Linked DNA regions of Homo sapiens: regions 2 and 3 are each linked to region 1. Evidence: read pairs that join two places in POLR2A ChIA-PET (ENCODE). Cell type or tissue: MCF 10A. All regions are shown on one strand. Links, peaks and the distances in the headings refer to the core of each region. The heading gives the core; the rest is flanking DNA.

Region 1 (10,776 bases), core at 2,633-7,632:
TTCCACTGGGGAAATCTACCAAACATTTTAAATGAGAATTACTACCAATTTTTCTAAAACTCTCCCCCAAAATTGAAGAGGATGGACCACTCCTAAACTTGTTTTACAAGGTCAGCATTACCCTGATTCAAAAGCCAGACAAGGACACCATAAGAAAAGAAAATACAGGCCAATATCGCTGTCAAACAAAGAAGCAAAAATCTTCAACAAAATGTTAGCAAACCTTATTTCACAGCACATTAAAGTATTATACATCCCAAACATTTATCCTTGGGATGCAAGAATGGTTCAACATATGCAAATAAATAAATGTGATACATCCTGTTAACAGAATGAAAAGAGACAAAAACCACATGATCATCTCAATAGTTACAGAGAAAATATTTGACAAAATTCAACATACTTTCATGATACAAACTCTCAATAAGTTACATAAAAGCCTTACATGGAAGCCCACAGCTACCATCATATTGATTAGTGAAATGCAGAAACCTTTTTCTTTAAGATTAGAGAAAAGAGAATGCCTACTATCACCACTTCTATTCAGCAGCATACTGGAAGTCCTAGCCAGAACAATTAGGCAAAAAAAAAAAAAAAAGAAAGAAAGAAGCAACCAGGCCAGGCGTGGTGGCTCACACCTGTAATCCCAGCACTTTGGGAGGCTGAGGCAGGCAAATCACCTGAGGTCAGGAGTTTGAGACCAGCCTGACCAACATGGAGGAACCCCATCTCTACTAAAAATACAAAATTAGCTGGGTGTGGTGGTGCATGCCTGTAATCCCAGCTACTTGGGAGGCTGAGGCAGGAGAATCACTTGAACCCGGGAGGCAGAGGTTGCAGTGAGCCAAGATCACACCATTGCACTCTAGCCCACAAGAGTGAAACTCCACCTAAAAAAAAAAAACAAAACAAAAAACAAAAAGAGGCAACCAAAGAGAAAAAGAAGTAAAAGTGTCTGCTTGGAGATGACAAGAACTTATATATACAAGCATACCTCAGAGATATTGCAGGTTTGTCTTCAGTCCCCTACAGTAAGGACATGTCATAATAAAGTGAGTTACACAAACTTTTTTTGTTTCCCAGTGCATATAAATGTTATGTTTACATTATCCTGTGGTCTATTAAGTGTGCAATACCATTATGTCTAAAACAATGTACATCCCTTAATTAAAATACTTTATTGCCAAGAAATGCTGATACAGGTACATGAAGTGAGTACATGCAGTTGGGAAAACAGTGCTAATAGACTTGCTCAATACAGGATTGCAACATGCCTGCAATTTGCAAAAACAAACAAACAAAAACCCACATTGTCTGCAAAGCACAATAAAGTGAAACTCAAAAAACAAAGTACACCTGTAGAGAGAGAAAAAAAGATACGACTGTGAACAGACTAATGGACAATAACAAAAGTTCTAAAATAATTAACACGTAGTTGAAGTTTCACCATAACAGAAGAGACAGAATGAACAAAAAACACTTGAAATAATAGTTGAAGCCTTCTCAAATTGTTGAAAGATAAATTCACTGATTCAAGAATCTCAGCAAAACACCATCAAGATGAATAAAAGAGAAACACGACTAGGCATATCATAATTATAAGGAATTAAGACATTTCGTTAAAAAGAGAACGTATTGCCAACATATTTGAACTACAATAGAAATAAATTGTCTTGGAATTTCCTAAAAAAACCATGATATTCATGCCACCATAACTATGAACATTCATTCAATTCTAAAATAACCCTTGAGTGCTTCCTCTGGGCCAGGCACTGTGATATGTTCTAGAAATACACGGCTCCTTTGGCTCATTACCTTCCCCACCTGGCAAACATCTATTCATCTTTTGGGTCTCAGCTCAAGCACTCTGTCCTTTGTAAGTCCTTTGCAAACTGCTCCAGATAATTTACCTTTTTCACATCAAGAGTGAAACTGATTAACAGGCTCATATTTTGAGCCAGGGCTTTCGTTCAGCTTGGGAGAGTGATGCAATTAAATGAAAAATGTCAAATATCAAATTTGAAGAAAGCCTTTGTAGCATAAAGGTCGAAAGAAGCAAACAGAAAAGAAACACAGAGATAACAAAGACAGGAGAAAATTTTTTTCTATTACATTTAGAAGGTGGTTTTATAATCAGCTATGAAGCTCTAACAGGGGCTCTTGAATGCAGGTTTCTGATAACTTTGGAGATTTTGACATCAGAATAGAGGAAAAACATTCAGGAATTTGAAGAGCTAAAATTTTCATTAATATCAAGCAGGACAGGAATTAACTGCATAAACTGAACCAATAGGAGACTGGAGTGATCCTTTTGGCATTTTGCTTAAAATATTGCCAATCCTTTGTTTTGCTTTTCAGAGTCAAGGAAACTTTTCTTTTGAGCTATTGACAGCTTTTTAACAACTTAGTATACTCCCATGAACAAAATTTGGAGTATATTTGTTTCTCTCTACTTGGTATTCTCCAGAATTTGGAAACTATTTGTGAGTATTCTCAAGTTACGGCAATATACTTATTTGTGTAAGTGTAGTAAGAATCTGTCTTCTTTTGTAACAGGACACAATTGGAAAAACTGGTTATTTTACCAAGGCTTTGACTGGAATTGTATTCTTTCCTTTTAGGAATCAAACTTAACTCATAAAGCCAATAAAGCCCTTGGGAAACTGGCCTCCTATTCCATGTACACAGTCCCTGTACAGGGTTTCTGATCTGTGGTAAGTAAAGAATGTCACTTTCTGACAGGCCAGGAACCCCAAGTTATCTTGGAACCTCAAAAGGAGAGGAATTCACCCAACTCATAGGTATTTGATGGTACAAATCCATGGCTGGGCTTGGCTTTAAAAAAGCCTTATCTCAGATTCCTTCTACAGAACAAAGTTCCATAAAAGCCAGTTTAAAAGGCTGATGTGAAAATAATTATTCTTGCTGCACTTTATACAGATAATCTGACCAATTATAATAAAGCAAATTAGTCCTACCATGATTTGTCTTTTAATAAAAATGGGAAACTGGAGAGATAAAAATTATGTTTCAGAAACTATAGTACACTTCTTGCTAAATTCTAGTCTTGCCTGATGTTTTCCAGTTTTTATTATTTTCTATGGTTGAGATTAAATTCTAATTTTTCTGGCTACAGGTCTCCAAAATAATGTTTTCAGTTTTTTCCTTTTTCCCCATTTTTCCTGATTGGAAATCACGGAAACCTAAGCTGTGCTTTCATAAAGCCCTGTGAACTGAAGACTAGACAACTTAAACCTCAGAAGAAAACAGCAACAACCTGTTTACATGTGTTACTGTTGCATACTATTACGTTTCAGCAGGCGCTGCCGCTAAGCTCCTGAAACAGAGAGTGCCGCTGGGAAGAAATCGACCTCTCCCACTCCAGTGCTGCACACAGTGCCCCATCACGACGACCCCCTCTCAGCAGGAAGCAGCCAGGAAGATTACAATGCCCCATCTCCCTACGATTCTCGTGATAAATAAATATACAAGCATGGTAGAAATCATGTGCAAATTGACAGTGGGGATTGTGGCGGGCCAGGTCTCACTAATGCAGGCCTCCTTCACAACTGTTTCAGTACTGACTGAGTGGTTAAGTTAAATATTAAAAGCTAAAAAAGCCAGTGCCCTTTCACAAAGGCTGGAATGTAACAAAAGCCCACCCAGAGTTTTGCCTAAGCTTTTCATGGGCCTTAAAGCATGACAAAATAAGGAAGGAATTCTGAACAGGACTCGTTTAGGATTAAACAAGTTTTATTATCTGTATTTAATAAATGTATTCATATAATAAATATAAATTTGTTTTAAATGTATTTATAAAGATATTTAAAGCCAAAGAATATAAACTTTTCAATAGTTCAAATCTATATTGCTGCTTTGCTTTTCTGATAGATTGTTCCAGTTTATGGTTTATCATTAAACTATTTACAGGATGCTGTCTCATTTTTAAAACTCATAATCTGAAAGATATTTAATGCTTATTTTTATTAGTTTTCATAACTAGATTCTATGTTTTTCAGTGTACCCCTTGTTTTATAGTATTGTGATTATTCTTAGTTATAAACCCTTGACCTGGACGTTACTGTCTGGGGATTCAACCTCGAGTCCTTACCAGGAGTCACGGCCATTTCAGTCACAGGTGCGGTCACAGGCGAAGCTCTCGTGAAGCCGAGCTTCTCCTTCACTGTGATGGTGGGCGAGTTATCAGCAACACCTGGCGGGGTCTTTCTTTTTTTGGTTTTGAGACGGAGTATCACTCTGTCATCCAGGCTGGACTGCAGTGGCGCTATCTCGGCTCACTGCAAGCTCCGCCTCCCAGGTTCACGCCATTCTCCTGCCTCAGCCTCCTGAGTAGCTGGGATTACAGGTGCCCACCACCAGGCCCGGCTAATTTTTTTTGTATTTTTAGCAGAGACGGGGTTTCACCGTGTTAGCCAGGATGGTCTCGATCTCCTGACCTCCTGATCCACCCCTGGCGGGGTCTTTCTTAGCACAATGATCATCCAGTCTTGTCACTGGAACTCTATGTAGCTTTTTTCTGGTCAAAATTGATAGCACGTCTCCTTGGGGACTTTTCCAGCATCTGCCACGTGATGGCAGAATAAGCCTAGAAAGATGGCAACCCAGTTAAGTAGTACATCTATGGTGTTTTCCTTTATAGGTAAGCAGTGAACTTAAATCCTGAATTCATAGGTCACTAGATGTTAACTCCAAAGGCGAAATAGCATGCTTGCTAGGAGTTGATCTTATTTTTAACAGGACCAGTAACAACACTCGAATAAGCCATTGGTTTGGTGTAAGTTAACCAAATAATTCTTTAGGGTGTGTGATATGGTTTGGATTTGTGTCCCCGTCCAAATCTCATGTCAAATTGTAATTCCCAGTGTTGGACGAGGGGCCTGGTGGGAGGCAATTGGATCATGAAGGTGAATTTCCCCCTGGCTGTTGTCATGGTAGTGTGTGAGTGCTCACGAGATCTGGTTGTTTAAAAGTGTGTAGCACCTCATGCTTCCCTTTCTTCCTCCTTCTCCAGCGTGTGTAGCACCTCATGCTTCCCTTTCTTCCTCCTTCTCCAGCCAAGTAAGATGTTCCAGCTTGCCCTTCGCCTTCTGACATGATTGTGAGCTTCCTGAGGCCTCCCCCTCAGCATGCTTCCTGTACAGCCTGAAGAACCATGAGCCAATTAAACCTATTTTCTTTATAAATTGCCCAGTCTCAGGTAGTTCTTTATTGCAATGTGAGAATGGACTAATACACTGTGGTTTAGTCATTCTACCAGCCCAGGAGCTTGGTGATAATAAAGAGTATAATAATTTAAAGACCTCTGTAGTGTTTTAAAGAGCCCCTAAATTAGCCCCGTAGAAACCAAATGGCTTATCTACTGGATTTTACATGTTCTGGAATCCCAAAGGTTAGAATGATAAAATTCAGTAATGATATGATCATTGTTTGAGCATTTGCTTTAGCACGTGAACGCCCTCCGGCCATCCAGGCATCATACACATCCCTGCTAAACAATAATTCTTAACTTCCGAGGGCACAACTTCTGTAAAGTCCATGTTTGTCCAGTTCTCAGATCATGTTGGCCTCAGCGGGCTTCTTCGACTTAACTTGGGTGTTTCCCACAAATAACTTTGCTGACAAACAGCACACCTTTGTGTCATTTCCTGAACTATTTGACCCTATAGCAAATGTAGTAGAATTCCAAGGTTTTCAGAGTATTCTTTTGTTCAAATGAGCTTGCTGATGGCATGAAAAATCCACTCAATCGTACAACTGGGGGACAGGAATAATCCTATTGAGGACACCCCATTTTCTTTCTTTCTTATTTTCTAAGTCTTGGAGGGTTGTTTGTTGCTGAAACAGCGAATAGGAGTTCCTCTGCAGCAGTAACGGGGCTTCGACTTCCGCAGTTCAAACTTTATTAGCCCTTTTTACTTCCTTTATATGTTTCATCTTGTTAGGTCTGTAATGCAGTCTACAGTGCATTACAGAAATCTGTAAAGACAATGGCAGTGACTCTAGTAAGACAGCAGTTCGTTTCCCAAGTGATATTTTAGTTCTCATTGATATTAGAAAGCCTCTATTCTTCCAAATTTGGCCCGTGACACGACAGACCCCCAATGCATATTAGCCATCAATTAGACATTCTCCCTTCGTAAGACAATGGCCAATTATGCAGTTTGCATAACAGCTTCGGGTTCTGGCACCTGAGCTGATTTTACATTTGAGAGAACTTAAACCTCCCCATGTGTCTCGCACGAGACCAGTCACTGAGCACTGTTGAGTCAGCATTGGGACCAGGAATATCAGCCGAATCAGACCCAGACTGAGCACCTTGTGCTGTAGCAAAACGTGGCCAGCATCCGGCAACAGAAAGGTCAGATTCAAACAGTTCCTTCTGCCTGGAGTGCAATTCGATAGACTAGTGCATAACTAGTCTGGCGGTGCACCGGTGAGTATGGTGTCTTACAGACTTGCAAGGACTCGTAAAGTAGCAGTAGCCCTTTGCGTTAAGTGTAAGCTAAATATCCTAGAGTCCAAGTAAGAGCCTTTGCAGTCTGGAGGCAGCTGCTGTTACAGCTCATCGACACTCTGGTGTCCCCAGAGCAACAGAGAAGGGCCTGTGGTCAGGGTCTGATTCAAAGTAGCCACACCTCTAGCCTCTCCCTTGTTCTCTAACAGAAAAGACGTTTGAAATGTCATCTCGGGTAGGCACCCAGCACAGATGGGGAAACAAGGCTTCCTTAGGATCTGGAAGACTTCTTCAGCTTATTTAGACCACAGTAAAGTTCTGGTGAACTCCTCATGTGACATCATAGCAAGAGGCTTAGCTTTTTCAGAATAGGAAAGGACCCGTAGTCTGAACCCCCAAACAACCCCCAAACTGGCAGAGTTTGTGTATATGTGTTAGATAGTGTGTGCTTAAGATAGGCTGACTTCAGGATAGAACCGGTTTTCATCTGCCAGCCTAAAACAAATGTCCCAAATTCCTGACTTCACTTTGATAATACTGCAATTTATTTAGAGAAGCAAAATTTTTATTAAATTGAAAGTATCTTGTTTGTAAGCACATACAGTGTTAACAGCTATTAATAAATCGCTCACATGTTGAATTAGTATGAATTAAAGGTGGGGAAAAGTTCTCTTAGTTCTCTTGTGAATGTCTAGAAAGTATAGCAGGCAAATCTGAGGATCCGTCACCACAAATGCGGAAGAAAGAAGATTCCAGGGGCACTCAAAGAAGAGCCTGGTACCTCAGTGAAAAGTACAGAAAAGACGCAGAATGCAGCCCCATATGGAACAATAGGAATCAGAGCAGCCTCAACCTCACGTATTTCTCGCAGAGCTTGTACAAATCTACGGGCAATTTCTTGCCCAGTTTTCATTCTTTTTCCCAGGTAATTTGGGAATATAAAAAGGAAAATGCGCCTCTCTTGACTATGCTCTGTTTTTCTAACTCTCTGAGTTTTTTATTCCTTGTATTTGAGCTAGAATGAGAGGATGTTGATTTACACATGTCCATAATGTTTTTGTTTTGTTTTAAGCTGTGAAAAGGGGATGATCTCCATCTGTTTGTGCTGCTATAACCAAATACCTGAACCTTGGTAATTTATAAATAGTAGGAATTTATTTCTCACAGTCCTGGAGACTGGGAGTCTGAGATCAAGGCTTGGCAAGGTCAGAACCTGGTGAAACTGCTCTCTGCTTCCAAGGTGGCACCATGACAAGCGCTGTGTCCTCAGAGGGGACGAGTGCTTCATCCTCACATGGTGGTAGGGCCAGAAGGGCAAAAAGGTGGAATGCTGTGTGAAGCTTCTTTCACAAGGGCCTTAATTCTATCGTGAGGGAGGAGCCTTATCACCTCATCACCTCCTAAAGGTCCCGCCTCTTAAAACCTCGACATCGGAAATGAAGCTTCAACACACATTTTGAAGGGGACACAAACATTCAAACCAGAGCAGGATTCAATTTCTTTTACTAACCCATATTATTTGTTCCTTGAGCCCTTCTAATTTGAGATGCTTTTATTTTATTTTAATTTTTAAAATAAATTTTATTGTGTATATTTAAGATGTAAAACATGATGCTTTAAGATACATATATATACATATATACAGTAAAATGGTTATTATAGTGAAGCAGATTAACACATCCATCATCTCACATAGTTACCCATTTTTGTTTTTGTTTTTGTTTTGTGGTAATAGCAACTAAAATCAACTCATTTATCAGGAATTCCAAATACAGCACAATTTTTTTTAACACTAGTCCTCATGTTGTACATGAGATCTCTGGACTTGTTTATCCCACACACCTGCTACTTTGTACCTTCTGACCTATATCTTCCCATCCCCCACCCTCTCCAGTCCCCCTGGTAACCCTGTTTCATTCGCTGTCTTTGTTTACCTGTTTTTTTAAAAGATTCAATATGTAAGTGAGATCATGGAATATTTTTCATTCTTTGTCTGGCTTGTTTCACTTTGCATAGTGTCCTCCAGGTTCATGCATGTTGTGGCAAATGGCAAGATCTCCTTCTTTTTAAAGGCTGAACAGCAAAAAACACAATCAACAAAATAAAATGGCAACCTACAGATTTGGAAACAAAATCCAATATTTATAAAGAACTCATACAATTCCATATTAAAAAAACAAACAACCGAATTAAAAAAATGGACAAGGGACCTACATAGCCACTTCTCCAAAGAAGACGTTAAAAGTGGCCAACAGGTATATGAAAATGTGCTCAATGTTATCAGTCACCAGGAAAATGTGAATTAAAGCCACTGTGAAATGTCTCACATCTGTAAGCATGGCTACTATCAAAAAGTCAGGAGATAATAAGTGTTGGTGAGGGTATGTAGAAAAGGGGATGCTTGTACTCTGTTAGTGGAAATGTAGATTGCCACAGCCATTATGCAAAACAGTATGGAGGCTCCTAAGGAAATTTTAAAAAGAACTACATTATGGCCTAGCAATCTCTCCTCTGGGCATATAGTCAGAGAAAGTGACCTTGTGAAAATGTCGGCAGTCTCAGTTCATTGCAGCATTATTCACAATAGTCAAGATATGGGAAAAACCTAAGTATCTATTTGATGAACAAATAGATAATGATAGTTCTTTTATTTTAGAAAGTGCTTATTTACCAACTCCTTGCCTCCTGGGAGCTCTGAAAACACTCCATCTACAGTATGGAGAATCTACTTGTTGAGAAACCTCAGAGAAGAAAGAACAGGGAGAAGGTTGTCTAGAGGTACCCAAAAGTTGGATGTTTTCCTAGGTTGACGTAAAATGATAACCGTCTGTAGAAATTGTGGAGTGTGTGCCTTCAGTGTTCACAAGAAAGATCAGGACAAGCTTAAAGTGGGAAAAGAAAGAGACACATAAATGCCTCCCACCCTCAGCTCTGAGGTTACTTTCCACAATTTTCCAATTACTTTTTGTCCAATTTCCTTAGGCAAAAATCTCTTGGAGATGACGGTAAAGCTTTAGAGTTAGCTTGTATCTCTCAACTCTTCTTGACCCTCGTTTAGCATTCATTTTTCCTCCACTGTCCTGATTTCTTACAACAGTAACATATTGACTTTCCATTACGGGGTTCCTTCTTGTCTGGTGGTGGCCCCAGATAAGGGTTTATTCCCTTTGTGAATAATTCTAACTGGGAAATCTTAAGGGCTATTTTTTTGTCTTCTTTATCTTTCTCCATATTTTCCCAAACTTGGGCTACTTCCCTCAAAACGTGAGAAATTATTCTTGCCACCCAACTACATTTTCCCTTATTTGCTCTCTTGAATTCTCTGCAACAAAGCTGCCACAGAAGTGGAGAGGATCAGGAGCCCGGACCCCCTGAGACATGCCTTGGACTTAGGAAAGGTGAACAGCTGGTGAAAACTCACGGGCCTCATGTGGCTAAGAAGCGTGGCACTGTGGCTTCTCCCAGTCCACCTTCAGTGGAGAGGCTTCAGGAACTGCCCTCGGTGGCCCCTCATGCTGAGCATTCCAGGCACAGCAAGCAGCCTGAGTTGCTGGAGCAGCAAGCAGTTATCCTCCTGGAGCCCGGCATGGCAGAGTGAAGCACGCCTTCCAGGAGAGGGACCCGCTGACAGCATTCCAGAGTTTTCAGAACATTTTACCATTAAAGCCAACAGCAAACCACACAGGGCCTTTCAGCCACATTACCAATTTTACTCAATGGTAACTCAAAACTTCTAGTGAGAGTTTGGGATTTTCCCTGGGAACCCAATTCCACTGAACCAAAGTAGTTGAAGAAACACTTTTTAGCAAATAGTCCCTTATTTGATTAAAGATGGCTACAAATACTCCAAGAAATGTGCCCAGTGGAGGGCTTAGTTGAGGGATCCCATCCTTATAACCAAATTTTTGGGAGGAAAAAAAGGGAAATCTCTACCCAGAGGAACATACCACTTTGTGTAGAATAACCTTTTTTCTTTTTAGTAGACTATTAGTCCATGCTCACATTGCTATAAAGAAATACCTGAAACTGGGTAATTTATAAAGAAGATTTTTTTTCTTTTTTTTGAAACAGTCTAGCTGTGTTGCCCAGGCTGGAGTTCAGTGGTGTGATCTCAGCATCATAGCTCACTGCAGCCTTCACTTCCCAGGTTCAAGAGATTCTCATGCCTCAGCCACTCAAATAGCTAAAGGCGTGCGCCACTACACCTGGTTAATTTTAGTGTTTTTAGTAGAGACGGGGTTTTGCCATGATGTCCAGGCTGGTCTTGAACTCCTGGCCTCAAGTGATTCGCCTGCCTCAGC
Region 2 (10,776 bases), core at 2,414-7,413, 95 kb after region 1:
GGCCCCACCTCCAACACTGGGGATTACAATTTTACATGAGATTTGATGGGGACACAGATCCAAACCATATCGGCCTCCCAAAGTGCTAGGACCACAGGCATGAGCTGCCAAATCTGGCCTGATAAATGTTTTGAATGCACACATTATTAGCTCTAAATATTCTGGCATTTCAGCAGTCACTAGGTTCTTGATAACTCCACTATATACTCATAAGAAATGGAGAAAGAAAAGACAATTCAATTCTTAGTCTTGTAACCATGGTAACAACTTAAGCCAATTTACCATTGCATAAGTTGTTATAGGTAGCACAGAGCCAAAACTGCAAGTCATGTATCCCGGGCATGTGCAATGAAAAAGATTTAACCTAACTCTTTACACCACTAGCCCGGCAGGCCAGCTGCATTGGCATCACCTGGGACTACTTAGAAATGCCATAAAAGCTTTACCCACCCCAAGATCAGGGAGACAGATCTGAGTGTTGCCTTCTGTCTCCTTGCCAGTCAACTCACAGTAAAGCTTTATCTTTTCTCAAAAGCCAGAGCCATAGTATTTATATCAGTCTGTTTTTGCATCACTATAAAGAAACACCCGAGGCTGAGTAATTATAAAGAAAAGAGGTCTAATTGGCTCATGGTTCTGCATTCCATACAAGCATGGCACCAACATCTTCTCTGCTTGTGGTGAGGGCAAGAAGTTTACAATCATGGTGGAAGGTGAAACAGGAGCAGGCTTGTCACATGGTGAAGGCAGGAGCAAGAGAGAGAGGGGAGGGATGTCCCAGATTTTTAAACAACCAGATCTCCATGAACTGACTGAGCAAGAACTCATTCATCACCAAGAGGACAGGGCTAACCATTCATAAGGGATCTACCCCTACTGTCAAATCCCTCCCACCAGGCCCCACCTCCAAAGTTGGCAAGCACATTTCAACATGAGATTTGGAATTGACAAACATCCAAACTATGTTAGCACTAGTTCTATGGACTTTGGGCATGAAGCCTGTTGCTTGGTATCAATGAAAGTAATTTTGACCTCATAGACCTCCCAAAAAGATATCAGGAGCCCCCACATTCCCTGGACTGTATGCTGAGGACTGCTTCTATATTCATGCTATTTTTAAAATTTCATACACATCACAATCACTTCCCACTCTGAAAAACACTCTGGAAGCATGACTGTAAATGGATGCATAATACTCCACCCACAGGTAAGTCATACATCCTCCAGCCTTCCTCCTGTACTTGCATGTAGGTTGACCTCCCCCATTTGACTGCAATGAATATCTTCATGCGGTGCACACATCTCTTATCTGTTCCTTAGAATACATTCCTGGGAGTAGAGTTCCTAGATTATTGAGTCCTTAAGCATTTTTTCCTGCTCTGACCAAGTCTTTTGAAGTGATTCTAGAAAGGAAATGGACACAAAGATGACACTATCAGTTGAGCAACAAGAACAACTTATTTAGATAATTCTCATCAATATTATATTTATCAGTTCCATTTTTCTAGTAAATTATTTGCTTAATACATGAAATATCATGAATATAAATATAATTAGTTTTGTCTAATAGCAGTAAGTCTTAAATACAATGTTATAGTAGTTTTACTTTTTTTTTAAATTTAGGTTCAGTGAGTACATGTGCAGGTTTGTTACATGGGTAGATTGTGGGTCACTGATGCTTGGTGTACAAATGATCCCATCACTAGGATAGTGAGCATAGTACCCACAGATAGCCTTCCAACCTATGCCCTCTCCTCACCCTCCCACGATCAAGCAGTCCCCAGTATCTATTGTTCCGTTCTCTGTGTCTATATGTACTCAATGTTTAGCTCCCACTTATATGTGGGATCTGGTTTTCTCTTCCTGAATTAGTTTGCTTAGGATAATGGCCTCTAGCTAAATGCATGTTGCTGCAAAGGACATGATTTCACTCTTTTTTAATGGCTGCATAGTATTCTATGGTGTATATGTAGCACATTTTCTTTACCCAGTCCACCACTGATGGGCATCTTCATTGATTCCATGTCTTTGTTATTATGAATAGTGCTGCAATGACTACATGCATGCATATGTCTTTTTGTTAGAATGATTTATTTTCTTTTGGGTCCATACCCAATAGTGGGATTTTTGGGTGGAATGATAGTTCTAAGCTCTTGAGAAATCTCCACACCGCTTTCCACAGTGGCTGTACTAATTTACATTCTCATCAGCAGTGTATAAGTGTTCCCTTTTCTGTGTAGCCCTGCCAGCATCTGTTATCTTTTGACTTTTAAGTAATAGCCTTTCTTACTGGTGTGAGATGATACTTCATGGTGGTTTTGATTTGCATTTCTCTAATGATTAGTGATGGTAAACTTTTTATATATATTTGTTGGCCACTTGTATGTCCTCTTTTGAGAAGTGTCTGTTCATGTCCTTTGCCTATTTTTTAATAGGGTTTTTGGGTTTTGCTTGCTGATTTGTTCAAATTCCTTGTAGATTCCAGATATTAAGACTTCGTTGGATTTTCTTCCAGTTAGTAGGCTATTTACTCTGTTGATAGTTGCTTTTACTGTGCAGAAGCACTTTAGTTTAATTATGTCCCACTTGTCAATTTCTGCTTTTGTTTCAATTGCTTTTGGGGACTTATACATTCTTTGCCAAGGCCAGCGTTCAAAATTGTGTTTGCTTTATAAGCAATCTCATTAACTTTAATAAATACTCTATCAGGTGGGTCTAATGAGCTCCCATTTACAGATGAGTGATCACAGTCAGTGAGAGGTGGAATGTTCCAGCCTCTCCAGGAGGTAGAATTGAGCAGGGAGCTAAGCCTAGGTCTTTTAGGTTAACATTTATTTAGTGCTCACTATGAAGCAATGAATGTTCTAAGCTATAAAAACAGCGATTTTTTTGGGAGGGGGCTAAAATTTCACTTTTTATTCTGTTACAAGAATCAAAAGAAAAAGAGTATAAATCTATGTTAATGCGTATCCAATATATAAAGATCTAATTTGTGACACCAATAAGATAAGTGGGAGCAGGGAGGAGCTGTAAGGAGGTAGAATTTCTGTATGTGATTAAAGTTATCAGCTTAAAATATGTTTATTTGATTTTAAGTTCTGGGGTACATGTTCAGGATGTGCAGATTTATTATATAGGTAAACATATGTCATGGTGGTTTGCTGCACCTATCATCCCATCACCTAAGTATTAAGCCTAGCATGCATTAGCTATTTTTCCTGATGCTCTCTCTCCCCCTCTGTCTCCCCACCTCCCACCAGGCCCCAGTGTGTGTTGTTGCCCTCCCTGTGTCCATGTGTTCTCATTGTTCGTCTCCCGCTTATAAGTGAGAACATGTGGTGTTTGGTTTTCTGTTCCTGTGTTAGTTTGCTGAAGATAATGGCTTCCAGCTCCATCCATGTCCCTGCAAAGTACATGATCTCATTATTTTTTATGGATGCATAGTATTCCATGGTGTATATGTATCACATTTTCTTTGTCCAGTCTATAATGGGCCTTTGGGTTGATTCTACATCTTTGCCATTGTGAGTAGTGCTGCAGTGAACATATGTGTGCATGTATCTTCATAAGACAATAATTTGTATTTCTTTGGGTGTATACTCAGTAATGGTATTGCTGGGTCAAATGATATTTCTGGTTCTAGGTCTTTGAGTAATTGTCACACTGTCTTCCACAGTAGTTGAACTAATTTACATTCCCATCAATGTGTGAAAACGTTCCTATTTGTCTGCAGCCTCTCTAGCATCTGTTGTTTCTTGACTTTTTATAACAGCCATTCTGACTTGCGTGAGATGGTATTTCATTGGCTTTGATTTGCATCTCTCTAATGATCTATGATGTTGAGCTTTTTTCATATGTTTGTTGGCCACATAAATGTCTTCCTTTGAGAAGTGTCTGTTCATGTCCTTTGTCCGCTTTTTAATGGGATTGTCTTTTCTTGTAAATTTAAAACAGAAATTTTTACAGGTGACAAAACAACCTGGAACGTTTGTTACCTGTCCAAAGGTAAATTGTGGACCCAGGGTCAAATTCCAGAGGTCCTGTACTTTGCAGTTCTCTGTCTTAGAAGTGCTGCTGTTGCCCATGAAGTAGTGCAAATTAGGAAAAGAAGACACTTTGGGCTACACAATTAAAAAGGTTTTTTCCTCTGACTTAGGGAACAGGCTTGCCAAGCAGAGAGCAGGCTGGACTTTAGACCTCAAGGCCCCATCCTCCCGCATCCTGTAGGAAACCATCTGTGGCAACCCAGGAGCTCCCCCTTTCTCCATCTCTGTCCCTCTCTTTCACTCCCCACCCCCGCATCCTTCCTTCTCTTCTCCCACTCTCTACTTTATTGGCCTAGACTCCTTTTCCTATGAGTCTTACATGTTCCAACGAGGCTGTCTGGGCGGTCTGGCTTTCAGGAGGCGATTTATTGTTGTGCTACTATCCCTATGAAATTTTGCTTCGCTGGGGCTCAAGGAGATTAAAGACCCCCAAGGCCCACTCAGCACCACCCTGCTGCGGTCCTCTTCCTCGTTGGTGAGGTGTTCGTGCCCACTTTGGGGGCCCATCTGCACCTGTCGCCCTCCCTGCCTTCCGGGCTGCTGCTGCTCGGAGCGTTCAACCACAAGGCTGAAAGCACAGCCTGTTACGGAGTTGTCTTCACAACGCGATAACGTGAACATTTCACATGTCTGAGAGATAACTTTAGTATTTTGTCCAAATTTTTGAAATAATGGAGTTTGGGAAGTATTTTATCTTAGACTCTTAGCATTCCTAGGCTGATCCACTGCCTGGTGAACTCGTGGTTTCCCCGTTGCCTCGGTTACCGTAAAAATAGCAATGATTCTGGACACTTGGCTGGGCTTCTTCCAAATCCACTGAGCCGCGCCTGGGGCCCCAGCCTGCCCCACTGAGAGTCCTAGCTCGGTCCTCGGGCCCGGCCACGCCCGCTGCCGGCCAGCGACCGAGTCGGACCCAATCCGAGGCCCTGCGTTCTTGCCACCCAACACGTAGGCTGATCCTGGCGTGCGCTGCGTGTTCTTTCCTCTTATGTCCTATTCCTTTCTGTTAATAAGAATATGAGCTCAGGTAGACAAAATTAAACAGTCAAGTTTCCAAACACGATGAGGTCACTTTAAGAATTCAAAGGATGTGAGGCACCTGCCCGGGGGAGGTGGGGGGACGTCCCCTCTGCTCCCCCTCCCCGGAAATGCCTGCGTCCAGCAGTGACCTCGGGGATCTGGGGCTGAGCGAGTGGGGGTTCAGAGCCTGCTCGCCCCAGCGTCCTCCAGGCGGTTGGCAGCGCCGCCGGAAGGTGAGGGGGGGCGGGGACGGCACCGGGCAGGAGGTGAGGGCCGGGACCCCGGACGCGAGGTGAGGGCGGGCGCTGGCACCCGGAGAGCGGCCAGGGAGGCGGGCCCGGGCGGGAGTGAGGAGGCGGGGACGGGCGGGGACGAGCGGGGATGCGGGGACGCGGCCAGGGCCGGGGCACCGGGCGGGGGCGGGGGCGGTGCCAGTCGGTGTGGGCGATGAGGTCGGGAGGGGCGGGAACTGGGGAGTTTCGCCAATCGGTGCAGACTCCGGTTCTCCCCAACCCCGGGCCTGGGCAGCTGGGCACTGGGGCGCCGTTCCCCACCCGGCGCGGACTTCGGAACCGGCCCTGGGACTGACTGGCTCTACCACTCGAGCGCGTCTCCGCTGGACCCGGAACCCCGGTCGGTCCATTCCCCGCGAAGATGCGCGCCCTGGCGGCCCTGAGCGCGCCCCCGAACGAGCGGCTCCTTCCCCGGGACCCCGCGGCTACCCGGGACCCCGACGCCGCGCGGCCGGCGCGCAGGAGCGCAGTGGAGAGGCTGGCGGCGGATCGCGCCAAGTATGTGCGGGGTCGGCCGGGGACTGGCCGGGGCGTCGCTTCCGAGGGCAGCGGCCCGGGGGCGATCAAGTGCCCGGGGAACGACCCTGGGCCCCCGGCCCGCGCCCCGGCCCCGGTGGCGCGCAGGGCTATTGCGCGGAAGCCGTTGAGACCGGACTCGCTGATCATCTACCGGCAGAAATGCGAATTCGTGCGAGGATCGGGCGCCGACGGCCCCAGGGCAAGCCTGGTGAAGAAGCTCTTCCAGGGGCCGGGTAAGGACAAGGCGCCGGTGCCCCGGACGGGAGACGAGGGCAAGGCCGGGAACCCGGAGACGGTCCCGACCACTCCTGGCCCCGCGGCGGACCCCGCAATCCCCGAGACCCCAGCCCCAGCCGCGCGGTCCGCGGCGCCCTCCAGTGTCCCGGCCGCGCCCCCTGGGCCAGAGCCGCGGGTGGTGAGGCGTCGGGGGCTGCAGCGCTCACAGTCGGACCTCAGCTCCCGCTATTCCGCTGCCTTGGCCGAGTCTGACACCTTCTTCCAGTACTGCGGCCTGGACCCCGAGGTGGTGGAGGCCCTGGGGAGGGAGAACTTCACCGCGGGGTCGGACTGTGTGACCCTCAAGGTGCGCAGCGTGAGCGTCGCCACCTCCGGCAGCGGCTTCTCCCGGCACAGCGGCGGCGACGACGAGGGGCTGCAGGAGGAGGAGCTGATAGAGCAGGTGCCCAGCACCACTTCGGTCATCGAGAGGAACGCCCGCATCATCAAGTGGCTGTACACCTGTAAGAAGGCCAAGGAGACCCCCAGCCAGGAGCAGAGCCGGACCCGAGGTGTGTGCCCAGAAGGCTGGGGGCGGGGCTGGCCGTGTGCGGGGCTGTGAATCTTGGTGAGTGTGACCGAGCTGGGCGATGGCCAGTTACAGCTGCTTAGAATTGAGTGCGATTTTGAGCTACAGTGTGAAAGGGACCCAAGAGACTGACGCAGAGGCTTGTGAGTTGAGCCCCCGCTGCTGAAGAGCAGAAGGTACCAATCCAGGCACCTGCTGGTCCAGGCCCTTAGGAGTCTGCTGCGTCTGGCTGCCTGGAAAGGCAATTCTGCAAATTAATATGTCCCATTTGGCTTATTATTGTGAAAACAGGAGAAATCCAAAATGCTGCCAGAAAGCAGTTTTACACCCCTAGTATTCTTTCCTGAGCTGAAAACAGCTTGAGAGCCCTAGTTCCTGAGTTCATTGACCTGTGCTGTGGGCGGTCCTGATGTTTGATTGGAGCTGACCAGTCCACCTGCAGCCCTAGGTAGGCGCTGCTGTGTTACTGGAACAGAAAGGAAGACTCCCTGCACTTTCCTGGAGGCCTGTGCTGAAGTGGTGAGAACTTCTCCACAGGATCTTGTAGCACTTTGGCATTCACTTAGCAACAAAGATCTTTATTTGGCTAAATTTTATTTAAATTGTTTTGAGAGCTTCAGGTTTTTAAACTGGGGAAATTGGACTAGATTGTAACTAGAGTCTATAGTTTATTTGCCTCTGATGACACTACAGGAAGTAACCTCCCTTTGGACAACCAGTAGTGCCGGATTGACCTCGAGCTCTTTTTGCTTTTCACTGGGGAACTGAGGAGTGCTGGTCTTCACTGTTACCTGCTCTTCCCTATGGGCGTCTTGGAAAGTAGTGAAGAGAAAGAACCTTTTCAGGGCTGTCTTTGAGAACGAACAATTTAAACTTTGCGACATCTTTTTTTTCCTCTTACCCTTCAATGACAACTTGCTATAAGTAAATTTTAAAAATCATGAGATGAAATTATTTTCTGCCATTGTGATAAACTAAGTGAAGATGCATGGCAGCCTGTAGAGTTTGGGGGAGGCTGCCCAAGAGATGTTTGCACAGGGCTCACCTATGTTTGACAGCTAAAAATATCTCCAATAATTTCTCTGGCTATGACTTTAGTACAGACATGAAAATTAATGAGAAGAAGATAATTCATTCTTTTTCTTGAACTCAGAAGGCTCAGGACTTAAGTTCTTCCTTATAATTTATAGAAGATTTGTGTTTTCCACTAGCCTAAGTTCCCAACAAATATATATAGGCAAAGTTCTAAAAAGCAAACAAACATTAATTTGTAGTTTTCACAAATTGTCTTTTGGATCTGAGATGAATGAATGCTGGCAAGGGTATTTCCATGATGGCACCATGTGTAGGGCAGGAGCTTTGGAGAGTGGCCAGGTCCGTGGAGGGACAGTGTCTGGTGGATAGAGCACTAAACCAGAATTAAGGGCCTGTCTTATGTTAGCAAATGATTCCTGCACTATAGACCAGGCGTCCTTTGTCCATAAAAAGAAGGGAGATAGGCGGATGGTTTTCAACCTCTACATTTTCTAGTCTGTGTAGTAATAATCTGTGTTGCATGACTGAAACCCAGAAATGGAAAACAAACAAAAAAAAGTTGTCTATTGAAGTACGTGAGAAGTAAATTTATGAATAAGCTCCCTCCAGGTAGCCATAGCATGTGCAGGCAGTAGGTAGACTTGGTGGTATAAATAGTGGGGAGGTAATAATGTGGCATACAAATGAAACCAAAGTAAAACCTGACAACATAAAAATAAAAGCAGCCTGCTCTGATCCCTCCAGACCCAGGCTGGTTCCCATCTCGAATTAGCCAATGTCAAAAGAGTGACCTGAATGAGAATTTAGTTGACTTCATAGACTAAATCCTAAAGACCTTTTAGGCTTGGACCTATGAAAAATATAAGAAGTTTAGTTAGCTTGTGAGAACTTTCACTTTTATGACAAAGAGAAATAGTTGAAGGAAGAGGGAAAGTGAGAGCAGGTTTGGGAAGGCACTAAGGATGGAGGCAGGAAAAAGGCTCATGGGCTTCTTCCTCCCCTCATGTCTCCCTCCACCTGAATCCCGTTTGTTCCAGACTGGAGACAATGGCAACTGTCTTCTGAGAAGTTTCACATTATTTCTCAGAGCAGGGGTACAGTCCCACAGAAGCTACCCCAGTTTTTATATGGAATTGGCAGTCACCAGCACTATAAAGATTTTCTTTACTAATGTACTTCCCTAGACCCAAAACAGCACAGGCCTCTTTGAAACTGCAATGCAGAGACTTACTGCCCGGCTACCAGGGGTGGGGTGTATGAGGAGAACAGAGTTGCCTGGGCTTTCTCCAGATCACCGGAACAGTGTCTGCTCATGACCTTAGCCCCTTCACAGCTCCCCACCTCCCAGCACTGGTGTTCCCACTGGAGGAGACCAGCAGGGAAAGCCACGACAGAGTGTGAACACCTGGTCAGTGGGGCGGTCCTCTGACTTCCTGCAGAAGTCCCTTGTTCTGAGACCAGTTCTGCAACTTCTGGAAGATGTGGAAGCAGGAATTTAAGCTGTGCTTTTTCTGCTGAAATTTATAAGGATTCATTTTAGGATTTCTTGAAAGATTCAGAAAACTTGAGACGAACAAAGGTAGGTTTTCTAAGTGAAAGAGAAAACAAATATATTTGGAGGTTTTTGTCCTCTTGGTAGATAGAGATTTACAACTTATAATAAAAGTGTCTCAATTATAATAGAACTAAATACGTTTATAAGTTTCTTGCCCCATGGGGTAAAGATAATTGCTTTTCAAAACTGAGACTATCACAACTGGGCAATGACTCGTATAATCCGCACACAAGTCCTCTGGGGAACCCATGAGCAGTAGTTGGTTGTACATGGGTAATTTTGGTATTCTGTTTCCCAGAGCTTAGTTTATGAAAATATCTCTTTTATCTGCTGTGATGTAGTCATCTTCCTGTCTTTCAATTCATCAAACTAGGGACTTGTCAAAATTTAGATCTTTCTGGTTTTCTGTTTTGCGTAGAATATATAAGTTGCTGCTTTTAATACTGGCATAAATAACTTGTCCTTTGGGAAATTAGGCATAAAACATTGCTTAATTTCAAGGCAAAAATGTTCGGACAATTCCACAGCTATCTTCACATTTATCCTTGACACAAAGAAAAAAGAAATACCTGTAGAAGCGCATCGAAAGCTCCTGGAACAGAGTTGTGTCTCATATTTGCAAAGATGCAGAAAAAATAAACCCGGGACATCCAGCTTTCTTTTCCTTTCTTCTTTGACTATTCTGAGAAGCTATGCGACTAGGAGCACATTTTAGGTAAACACGTGGCTTGAGTAGCCATAAGGCCACTCTTCCCTGTCGTGTGACCCGCGCCTGGGCCTTTAAGAGATATTGGTGTTTGAAAAGGGAGGAATCTGTTTGCCCTCAGATATTTAGTTCAACTGCCTGCATTGCTTCCTATTTTGTTGTCCAACTCTGTAGTAGTTAGCACTGGCCTTACCAACATGTAAAGAAATTTTCTTTACTGCCCCATGAGTAGTTGGAGGCAAAGAGAAATTTTTAAAGCGCAGAAAAAGGCCTGCAGGGAGATGGAATTTGTTCTGCCAGAGAAACGAGATGATAGCTGTATTTAATAAAGTTACTGACCTCTTGTCAAAATTTAAAACGCAAAAGAAGATGTTTCAAAATGCAGAGAATGTCAGAAAACAAAAACTACAGGGACCAGACCAGTATAATGTTTAGTTTTCATTATACTAACTTTTGTCTAGACTGGAGTTGATTCACTATTTTTTCTTTAACTCCTCAGGAAGCAAACCTTCCCGATGATGAAGACTTCTTGAAGGATTTCATGGGTGATTTGGGATCCCAGGACCATTTGGCTAGTGTGCCTAGGTGACCACATGATTGCTGTTTTACCAGGAATGCAGCATCCCATTGACAAAACAAGTGCTCTGAGAAGGTTTAAAATACTACAGAGAATATGGGAACACAGACCTTGAAATTTAGCTGAGTTGTAACAGCTGAAACTCCAAGAGGTGTCTTCCTTGTTTGAGGTGAAACTAGTGTTGCTTCCAGAGGGCAGCTGGAAACCGTAAAGCTGTTTG
Region 3 (10,776 bases), core at 2,857-7,856, 110 kb after region 1:
AAAATTTGAAATGAGAGTCTGCTCATTACAGTTCCTTGTCTTCTGTTTTTCTCCCTTTCTTCTTGAGTGTTCTCTCATCAGCTTATCAGTAGAAATGAGGGGAAGGCATTCCAAGGCTTGTCCTAGGTAAGTTGCATGGCACCTGAAATCATCGACTTTCCTCAAGATGAAATGCAGTCAAAGCAATTTTGAATATTCTGAACTTTGCTTCCCTTCAATTGTTTTTAATTGTTTCATCAGTCTTTTGCTTAAAATATTTTTCTTCATGTTTTATTAACATTGTCATTGGAAAATGAATGGGCACAAAGATACAAACAAAAGCACAGTTTGTAATCTTTCTCATTAGCAAATTAAGTGAAGGCAGACTCTTCTCATGGTGAGTTTGCTCTCAGTGTGCGCCATGCACCCTGAGGGTGTGGTGGCTTGGGCAGCCGGTGAGTCATGGAAGCCTGATCATCCTTCTCGCTGCCCTGGCTGAGCCAGACTCTGCCGTCTTGCTCAGTCTTGCAGTGGCCTATGCCTAACCCTAGGTAAGAATCCAAAGATAGGCTTGCTTTCTTCTTCTTTTTTTTTTTTTTTTTCTGAGTCGGAGTCTCACTCTGTCGCTCAGGCAGGAGAGCAATGGAGCAACCTCGGCTCACTGCAACCTCTGTCTCCCGGGTTCAAGTGATTTTCCTGCCTCAGCTTCTTGAGTAGCTGGGATTACAGGTGCCCACTACTATGCCCAATTAATTTTTGTATTTTTAGTAGAGACGGGGTTTCGCCATGATGGCCAGGCTGATCTCGAACTCCTGGCCTCAAGTGATCTGCCCACCTCGGCCTCCCAAAGTGCAGGGATTACAGGTGTGAGCCACTGTGCCCGGCCAAGATGGGCTTTCTTGAGGAGAGGAAATACATCACTTCTTTATTTCTGTGAAGAATATGGACAGATACTCAGCCTGCTGTAGAAACTCTCTTATTGTACCTGTTCAGAAACAGTCCAAGCATTGGGTGATGTGGCTTATGTTGCGGAGTTCAACAGCAGCTGCCTTTTCCCTTCAGGTAAACTTGGGGGCTTACACAATGCTTGGGTGGTTACACTTTGCACGTTCACTGATGAATCAAATAGATTTATATGGTATTTAAATGTTCCAGGTTACAAATACTAAGCACGAAGGAAATTGAGTGTCTCAACCAGAACCTTATAATATTGGTCTTGGAAGTGGCACGGAGCAGCTGACGGGAGGCAGCACAGAAATTCCAGAACATGTGCTCCTGTCCGGCAATGGCCACCTGATTTTCTCTGCTACAATGCTTCAAACTCTATGGTTGATTGTCATCTGTTGTTGTTGTTGTTGTTGTTGTTGTTGTTTTGAGATGGAGTTTCACTCTTGTTGCCCAGGCTGGAGTGCAATTGTGCGATCTCAGCTCACCACAACCTCTGCCTCCCAGGTTAAAGCCATTCTCCTGTCTCAGCCTCCCGAGTAGCTGGGATTACAGACATGTGCCACCACGCACGGCTAATTCTGTATTTTTAGTAGAGACGGGGTTTCTCCACATGGGTCAGGCTGGTCTCAAACTCCCAACCTCAGGTGATCCACCCGCCTCCGTCTCAAAGTGCTGAGATTACAGGCATGAGCCACTGTGCCCGGCCGATTGTCATCTTTATATTATCTCATTAAAAATTATCATTAAAGTTGAAATGTGATCTGAAGGGGAGACTGTATTAAATCACTAATAACTATTAACTTTAGGTCAAAATAAAATATTAATTTCCTTAGAAAGTGAGAATCTGAACCCCAGGATCAGAGTGGAAAGACCTGGATCCTGGCTTCAGTATACCCTGTTGATTACTCAATGTTGAGCTTAAGGAGGACTCTTAATTACAAATGCGAGAACAGAAAATTACAGAATTGTCTAAACCTAAATCTACTGTCCGCCTTGTGGTATCAAAACAACTGTGCTATTTATTCAATAGTAGCTTGAATCAAGGCTGTCACTGATGACAACACACAGAGTTCACTCACATGCATATATCAAGGAGCCAAATACTGCACAAGGCACTGGGGGTTCACCAAGCTCCCTGCCATTGGTTGATGACTTACATTCTAGCAGGGGGGCAGATACTGAGTGAGGAAATAATACATAGATAATACATAGAGGGATGATAGATGACAAAAATCAAGAAAGGGAGGGAGGAGGGAAAGCAAAGTGAGGAAATGTCGTGAGCAGTACCATGAGCCTGATTTATGAATTTATGTGAGTCTGTTAGTTCATGGTTTCTATTTGATGGCCCATCTATCTGGACCATAAATGAAACCCAAAGTCCAAATCATATAAAGAGAGTCAAGCAACAGAGAAGGATAACATGAAAATTGTAAATGGCATTTTTTTCACTGAGAGGTTAACTTTAGTCTCTGGAGTTCTTTCACCCTGAAGCTTAAAGCATTGAAATCTAAACTGAATAAAAAGAGAACAGTCCACAAATGAATCTGCAGCCTGTATCCTTTATCAGATCATATGGTCATTGGTAAGAGACTGCATTCCTTCCTTCGGCTTTTAGAAGGAGTCCACTTCTCCAACTTAGGAAGAGAATAAGAGGAGTCAACATTGCAAATAAATGGTGACTCTCATAGGCCAGAGCAGGCCAGCTGGGACGTGGAGGGGTGTGTTTTCCCTAAGTGGGCTCTGAGAGCTGTCTCTCAGACACACCCTTGGAGGCAAACAGCAGGCTCAGGCTGGGCAGATGTTATCAGGACCCGAGGACCTTGTTTTCTCAACCTGCTTGGCAAGTCATTTCCACAGTTCAGAAAGGGGGAGTGTCTGCCAAGTGCCCCGCAGTGCTCTCATGCCATTTCCCTTCCAGGTGCCTGAGGTGCTAAGGAGAGACCAATGTAGGCATCTGGGAAGGTAGGCAGGTACGACTCAGCCAGGACCAGACTGTTATGGCCAACAGTGATGTTAGAAATCATGATATTCAATGCTCATCTCCTAGGAGGAACCTAGGCCCAAAGCTCACACAGCTGCCCAGTGTGCCAAGGCCCAGAAGGGGACCCCTGCCTCTGTGCAGTGTCCATTTAGGGGAGCCCTGCCTTGGGTAGGGAACATTAGCAGGGTGACCAGCTTTCCCTATTTGCCCAACAATTTCTAGTTTTAACACTGAGTCCTGGGAAAACTTTCCTTCCCTAGCTAGCTGGGAAGGCTGCACATTCCTAGAGGAAGGCTTGACCAACAGACATCTGGATGACCTGTTCTTGACTTCACTTTAGCTCCCACTTCTTGAGGAAGCTAATGACAAAACTACTGTGAGCACTTGAGCATCTTAAGTGCTTGGTCTGGCAGTTTTATTCTTGCTCTAAATTAGGGCAGCTTAGAACATTGTCTCCTTGGTGGGGAAGACCATGTGGTCAGGATTGAGGACAGTTAGAAGTTTCTCTGACATGGGCCAGGAACAGTGGCTCATGCCTGTAATCCCAGCACTTTGGGAGGCTGAGGCGGGTGGATCACTGAGGTCAGGGGCTAGAGACCAGCCTAGCCAATATGGTGAAACCCCATCTCTACTAAAAATACAAAAATTAGCCAGACGTTGTGGTGGACACCTATAATCCCAGCTACTAGGGAGGCTGAGGCAGGAGAATCACTTGAATCCGGGAGGCGGAGGTTGCAGTGAGCCGAGATCATACATTGTACTCCAGCCTGGGTGACAAGAGCAAAACTCCATCTCAAAAACAAAAACAAAAAGTTTCTCTGACATGAAGTAAGTGGATGGAGCCAACCTTCAGTTGTGCACCTGGGAGAACCTCCCTGAAAGAACCCTGAGAAGAAACTTGTCACACTCCGGAATGGCAGAGGAGAGTGGCCCACGCCTTCAGGGAGCCAGCACACCCCAGGCATCTTTAGTAACAGGAACTGTACAAGTGCTTTCTGTTGGTTGTTCCTTGTAACCCCATGACCATCTGCAAGGATCATTTTATGTATGAGGGAGCAAAGGTGTGGAGAAATCCACTACCTGCCTAGGTCAAAGAACTAGTAAGTAGAAGAGTAAGAATTTGAACCTAAATCTGCCTGGCTCCAAAGTCTGCTCTATTCGCTCTCTGTGCTGGTTTATGAGAACAATTCAATGCCAACCAGAATGCTTAAGATGTCATAACTTCTCAAGGGAATAACTGATTCAGCAGATCAATACCCAAATGCATGGATTCTGATACAAAATGCCACTCCAGAATTACCTGAAGATCCCACGTTACCATCCACTGAATGACACGGTGACACGGAGGTACCTTGATGATAAGAATGCAGCCCCAACATCACACACATACACATTTTAAAGCAGCATGCCGATTTTCATATTGCAGGACAGGCCATCATGGTTCAGTTTATGTTTATAATTTTATGTAAGATGATATGTGTTTTAAGAATAGCAATAAAGAGAAAATCTGAGGGAAAGCAAACTATTCCAGAGAGCTCAGGGCAGTGCTGACTAGGTCCACACTGCGGCAACCTGTTGAACTGGCTGATGGCCCATTTGCTGGGGCACAAGTTCCACTACAGAGTTGTAAATTTCAAGTACAACCCCCTCTTGTATATCATGGAATCCTAAGTCTGGATTCGAAGTCCAAGACCTTCTAGCTCACCTCAGAGAAGTCTAGCAGAACTATGATTATTTCAGTGGTGGCTAATATCGATTTTAGGTAAATGGGAAATGACCACAGTTGTAAAAAGAACAGGAAATCCTTTAAGTTTACTTTGAAGTACCGGAAAGTTCAGCACAGCTTAAGTTCTTTGGGTTTCTTTCCAGCAACAGTGGAAGAAAAGGCCAAGACATGCACATTCCAAATATCTACTTGCAGATTCTTGCATGTGTTCCAAGTCTACACAAATATTATCCTTTTACAGGTGAGAAGAGAAACTGAGCCAACTGTCAACAATTTGACCGTGCAGGCAGAGGCAGGAAGGAAGCGTTACTCACCTTTTCCCGGTGGCTTTGGGTTGACTGAGCAATTCTAGCTTGAAGGTAACAGGAAGTTGTTGCCTCCCTGCCTGCATTACTCAGCATTACACACCTAATGCTAACCCCTATCACAGGGTACATCGACGTTGTCACTATGGCCAGCGTTCCTGGTGTAGTGTCAGGAACGCTGTCAGAGAGTTACAGGTCCTTCTCCAAGGAAGAACATTTTCTAGCAAATATGCATTTACAACAGAGATTAAACTTGGAACTCTGAAAAGGAGTGTCAGTATCTGTGTACAAAGTACTGTGGGTACACACTGAAGTCGAGGCTCATAGAAGCCAAACATTTTAGGATCATGGAATTACCACAGCAGGTCAGAGTAATGCGCTGAGGGGCTGTTGACCTGGAGCACATTAAACGCCACTCAGTTTTCTCATCTGTTAGAAGGTGGCCATGAAGACTGGAGGATAGAGACGTATTTAAAAGCACTGAGCACAAAGGAGGCACCCAATCCATGGTAGTAATTATTATTCTAACCCTATTAGCCCCCTAAGGATTCAATGTATACCATTCACTAGTTTGTTTAAATAATTTGTGAACCGGTTTATATTTTCAACTTACCATATGTTTTAGTCAGGGTTCTCCAGAGGGTCAGAACCAATAGAATATTTATGTATATATCTATATCTATATATCTAGAGTGAGAGAGGGAGAGAGAGATACATGTGAAGGGATTGTTTAGGGTAATTGGCGCACTTGGTTGGAGAGGCTAAGGAGTCCCACAACAGGTCATCTGCAAGCTGGGGAACCAGGGAAGACGGTAGCATGGCTCAGTTCAAGTCCAAATGCCTCAGATCCAGGGAAGCAGATGGTGTAACTCTCAGTCCAAGGCTGAAGGCCAAAAAGGCTGGGTGGAGGTTAGGGGGCAGGGGTCGGGAGCACTAGTGCAAGTCCTGGAATCCAAAAGCCAGAGACCTTGGAGCTCTGACATCCAAGGGCAGGAAAAGAAAGGCGCCCCAACTCCAGAAGAGAGAATCAGAATTTGTCCTTCATCTGCCTTTTTGTCCCATCCAGCCTCCCCGGCCTCCATAGAGAGCCTTAGATGTTAATTTATAGCAAAGTAAAATGGACTACTACAGGTCATTTCCAGTAGATGTTCAATAAATGGTGGATGAAGACTTCATCTTAACTTCATTTCCTCCACATCTCTGTCCCACCCTCATCCCCATGTTTACTTAACTGAAGGCGAAGGAGGAACAGTTAGAACAAACATGCAAAGTAGGGCTTTCTTCTTCTAGTTTTATCAGGGAATAATTGACAAATAAAAATTGTGTTTATCCAAGGTTTACAATGTAATTACTTCATATATGCATACATAGTAAAATAATTACCACAATCAAGTTAATTAACACATCACCTCACACAGTTAACTATTGTGTGTGTGTGTGAGAGAGAGAGAGAGAGATGCAGATGCATAAGATCTACTGTCTTAGCAAATTTCAAGTAAACAGTACAGTATTATTAACTACAGTCGCCATGCTGTACCTTAGATCCCCGGAACGTATTCATCTTAAAACTGAAACCTTGTATCTTTGGACCAGCATCTCATTTCCCGCCCGCCTCCCACTCAGCCCCTGGTAACCAGCATTCTACTCTTTGTTTTTATGAGTCTGACTTTTCTAGATTCCACATACAAGTGAGATCATGCAGTATTTGTCTTTCTGTGTCTGGTTTATTTTACCTAACATAATGTTCTCCAAATTCATCCATGTTGCCATAAGTGACAAGATTTCCTTCTTCTTTTCAGGCTGAGTAGTATTTCACTGTGTTATATATATATATATATACACACACACATACACACACACACACTACATTTTCTTTATCAGTTCATTCATTGATGGACATGGGTAGATTCCATATCTTGGTTATTGCAAGTAATACTGCAATGAACGTGGGAGTGCAGCTCTTTCTTTGGGATCCCGATTTCATTTTTCTGTGGATAAACACCCAGAAATGAGATGGCTCTTCATTACACTCTGTGAAAGGCCCTGAAAAGCCGCCACAACCCTAAGTGAAGTCACTGGATTAGCGAAAATAAGCTCTATCTCTCCACCCAACGTCTTCTTCCCATGCTCTTAGCACTCCTGGTCCGAGTGCCAAGGGTTTTCTGTAACTCCAGCTTTTTGCATGCTCTATTAGCATTAGAAAAGAATTTATATTTAATCAGGAAAGCCACGCTCAGGTTGTTGCAAATCACCCACTTTGAACAGGCCTGTAACGAGCCTAGACTAGATCCAAGTAATTAATAAGAGGCAGGTAAAATAATTAAGCAATAAACACAATTGGCAGTGGTCCTCCAGAGGACTATGACTTTACTGAGGAGGATGTGTGAAGGTTGAAAACCAAGTAACAAAGGGCCTGAAGACATCAAGGAGTTCAAGTGACCCTGTTATTCCTTCATCTACTGTTCTCCAGCCAAGACCGTGGGGTTAGTGCCTCCTACTTCCATGGAGATGGCCAACTGCGTCCTCCCACTTCCACGGAGATGGCCAACTGCGTCCTCCCACTTCCACAGAGATGGCCAACTGCGTCCTCCCACTTCCACGGAGATGGCCGACTGTATACAAGCAGGCTCTGTGTGGGGGTGGGATTTCAAGGACTCTCAGCACTTTTTGTATATTTGCTATTTTGCTGAGTTGGATACAGCCAATAAGGTCTCCATTTGACTTGTATAGGGCTGAGGCACTCTGATATTCACAAATACAAGTATAGTACTGGGTATAATGGACCCGATGGCCATTCTGATTTGGTTAAATTCCTGTTGGTAGATGGTTGTACATAACAGAGCAACCACCTGCTCTGGTTTGCCCATGACTGTCCCAGCAACTTGGGATGGCTGGTCACCCAGAGGAACACAGCCCTTCTTAGAGCACAGGGTGCCCCGGCCTCACTATGTTGGCAGGTGCCAACCTTTGATCCCTACAGCTGTCATTCTTGAGATGGCATCTTCTTTGCAGTCTCACCTTTCCTGGCACCAGACCCAGCAGAAGGCAAGGAAACAGGAAGCAGCCCATGGCTCCTTTTGAGTCTGAGGCCCCAGAGCCTGCATCTGGAGCCTTCTAACTGCAGAGGTTGTTCCCAGGGGTCTGCAGAAGGGATGGCATCTCTCCCCATGGTCGATGTCATGGGCCCCACCAACATAGTCTACAAGGTCTCACCAGCAGGTCTTTAGGCCTAACTCTAAATTCAGGAAGCTCCCTACAGACAACACAGGTTCCTGAATGTTGGTCTTCTAATCTAGCTTCAAAATCTTTTACTTACATATGGCATGCACATATGTAATTACATATGGGGTGCACATTATTTACTTGGGAAATGGTTTCACAAGAGAATGCCTGACTGAAATTTACTCATGGAGTAAATCTTTGCACTCTTTCCTCTGAAAAATATTAACATGAGGCCATTTATCAGTTGTTTGTGATCATCTAAGAAAAGTGGTGAAGACAGAGGCCTAGACCTGTTCTGACTTGGGGTTGCACAAACCTGCAGGATGAGTAGCCTCTGATTTGTACCCCCTGGTGGGTGAAGTAAACGTGCACCTGAGCACATAAGACCTCTTATGCTCATTGCATTACCTCCATGTAGCAGGTCTTATGCTCATTGCATTATCTCCATGTAGCATCACATACATCTTTAAAGCACTGTGCTCATGGAGACAGTGGTTGGGGGAGGGGACCCCCTGAACCTTCTGTGTGATCGTCTGTGAAGTGCACACATAAGTTTCAAAGGAGATCCTTTCTTGTCTATGGTGGAACATAGCAGTCTTGTAAAAAAGCCAACAGGAGGGTCTCCTTCCCCATTTCCCAGTCACCTGTCCTGACTGACTGAAGAGTTCCCCAAGCACGCAGAGTGAGAAGACTGAAGACGACCCTGGAGATCACCTAATTCAGCCCAGCCATGACATACTGACATAATAGAAATGTGAACTTTTTCCCATCAGATGTCCTCAAGGTGAGGCAGGGCCAGATTTCTCCTTCCAAAAGCACAGCTCAGGGGTCATGCACAACTCCCAAATCCTCCTCTGCCGGGTCTTCCCAACCAGCTTCACCACCACAGGCTCCCTGTGTGGTTTGAGGCACAGGGAATCTGGCTGCTTTGGGAGGAAATGAGGTTTATAACTACATGCAAGTGCTGTAAACTCAAGGGATAGGGCCTGTGCCATTACACTGGGAGTGCCCTCATCTTAGCATAAAAGAGTCAGCTTCAGACACTTCTGGCTGGCAAAGCCCTCCTCTTATCCTAATTCATAGGTCACTGTAATGTTTCCCCCAACTCAGTCCCTAGTCCAGGCAGAACTGGCATTCTGTAAACACCTCCCCACACATTCCTGAAGGAAAAAGGACATTATGCAACCTGGCCCTAAGCCATCTTGTGTGGCTTTGGGTTAACAGCTATTCTCAAGGCAACTGATCGGCCATTTTTTCAGGGCTTCTTGGGTCCTGGCCACAGAACTCTTCCTATCTCTTTTGTGCCTGCAGTCACCTGGTTTTTCTCACTTCTCCCTCCCCCAACTCCATGTTTCTATCCTTCTTTTCATTCTGCTTTGGTTTGTCATAGATTTAATTTGTATCTGCTCATCCAGACTATTACTTTGCATTACTTCATAGGAGACACATTCTTGCCTGTGCACTCTTCGAGAATATCCGACAGAGAGAGAGAAAGAAAGGATAGCAACCAACACTGGCTCTCCCAGCTTTGTAACCCCACTTCGCCACAGCATTGCATTCACCCACCAGGAGTGGTCAGTGCTGCAGCTTCCTTCTCCTCACAGTGAGGGCCCTCAATGCCACCCCAAAATATGCTGCTTTGATGTATTGATGATTTTGAGCGGAAGGCACTTGAGAAACAGCAGATGCCAGAAGGCCTCTCTGGCTTCCCTCCGTATACCTAAAATTAGGGTGTAGATTCCTTTGAGAAAGAGGCCCCCACCCTTTACCAGAAAGAGGAGACCATTTTCATCACCAGAGATGGGGAGACCGTGCTGAGATGCATCTGTACAGACAACCCTCCTAAAATGACCCACTTCCTCTACTAGCTTCCTCATGAGTTTTCTGATCACTTTACCACGATTTGCCCCAGCCCAAACGCCTTTTTCTTTTTGTCTTGTGACATGTCTGCAATTCATCATTCTTTGTTAAAATGGCATATAAGCTCTCCACCCTATCCACTTCTTTGAGTCTTCATTTCTTCCTTAAGAATACCTCTCTGTACATATGAAAATATTAACATCAAACACAATGTGCTTGCTTTTCTTCTGTTAATCTTCTTTATGTCAGTTTAATCCTCAGATCCAGCCACAGAATCTAAGAGGGTAGAGGAAACCTCTTTCCTCCCCCAACACCCCTGAGACTTACCCACAAACAGTTTTCTAGAGCCATGAGCACTTCACCAAGAGCATTTGCAGTGAACAACAAAATATCTCATGGTTGCAGTTGTCATTTAATTCCTCTGGCTTCAGTCAATTGAGGCATCCCCTACTCACTGTGTCTTTAGGAGAGTTCCACACCAAGCCATGGGGTATCTCGTGCTTCATTCTCTTCCCTTCACCTTCCTTCCCAGCTCTCTGTTCTTGCACCCCTTCCATCTTGTGTGCTGCCTTCCACACAAGCTTCTGGTTCTGCAGCAAGAAGAATGCCATAGGTCACCACCCCCATTAATTCTGTCTGTCCTTTATGATGCCCATTAAAATGAAACTTTCTACTGCCCAGTAAATGAAGCTTTCTATTACCCAATGAATTGTGCCTGGCAGCACAATTCACTGCTTCACAATTGATCATTCTTT

Evidence for each region. Peaks named below come from ENCODE experiments on the same cell type or tissue, not always from the same donor. Only the 100,000 strongest peaks of a DNase experiment are listed, where the experiment ranks them.
Region 2: POLR2A ChIA-PET joins it to region 1 with 17 read pairs; 2 of 35 experiments call an interaction of 5 or more read pairs at or near these places.
Region 3: POLR2A ChIA-PET joins it to region 1 with 12 read pairs; 2 of 35 experiments call an interaction of 5 or more read pairs at or near these places.

Annotation. Positions count from the first base shown.
Region 1 is chr2:136,094-146,869 of GRCh38, reverse strand. No RefSeq gene overlaps it. Among named protein-coding and RNA genes, the nearest start is that of FAM110C, 95 kb to the right of the region's middle. In MCF 10A, for the core only: a CTCF peak has its summit at 4,611 (motif pointing right); a DNase peak (open chromatin) is centred at 4,589.
Region 2 is chr2:41,330-52,105 of GRCh38, reverse strand. It overlaps FAM110C (family with sequence similarity 110 member C), which reads left to right and starts at 5,601. Exons shown (of 2, transcript NM_001077710.3): 1 at 5,601-6,666; 2 at 10,479-10,776. The coding sequence starts at 5,721. The coding sequence ends at 10,498. In MCF 10A, for the core only: no CTCF peak of the experiment used is centred there; DNase peaks (open chromatin) are centred at 4,925, 5,415 and 7,115.
Region 3 is chr2:28,008-38,783 of GRCh38, reverse strand. No RefSeq gene overlaps it. Among named protein-coding and RNA genes, the nearest start is that of FAM110C, 13 kb to the left of the region's middle. In MCF 10A, for the core only: no CTCF peak of the experiment used is centred there; a DNase peak (open chromatin) is centred at 4,963.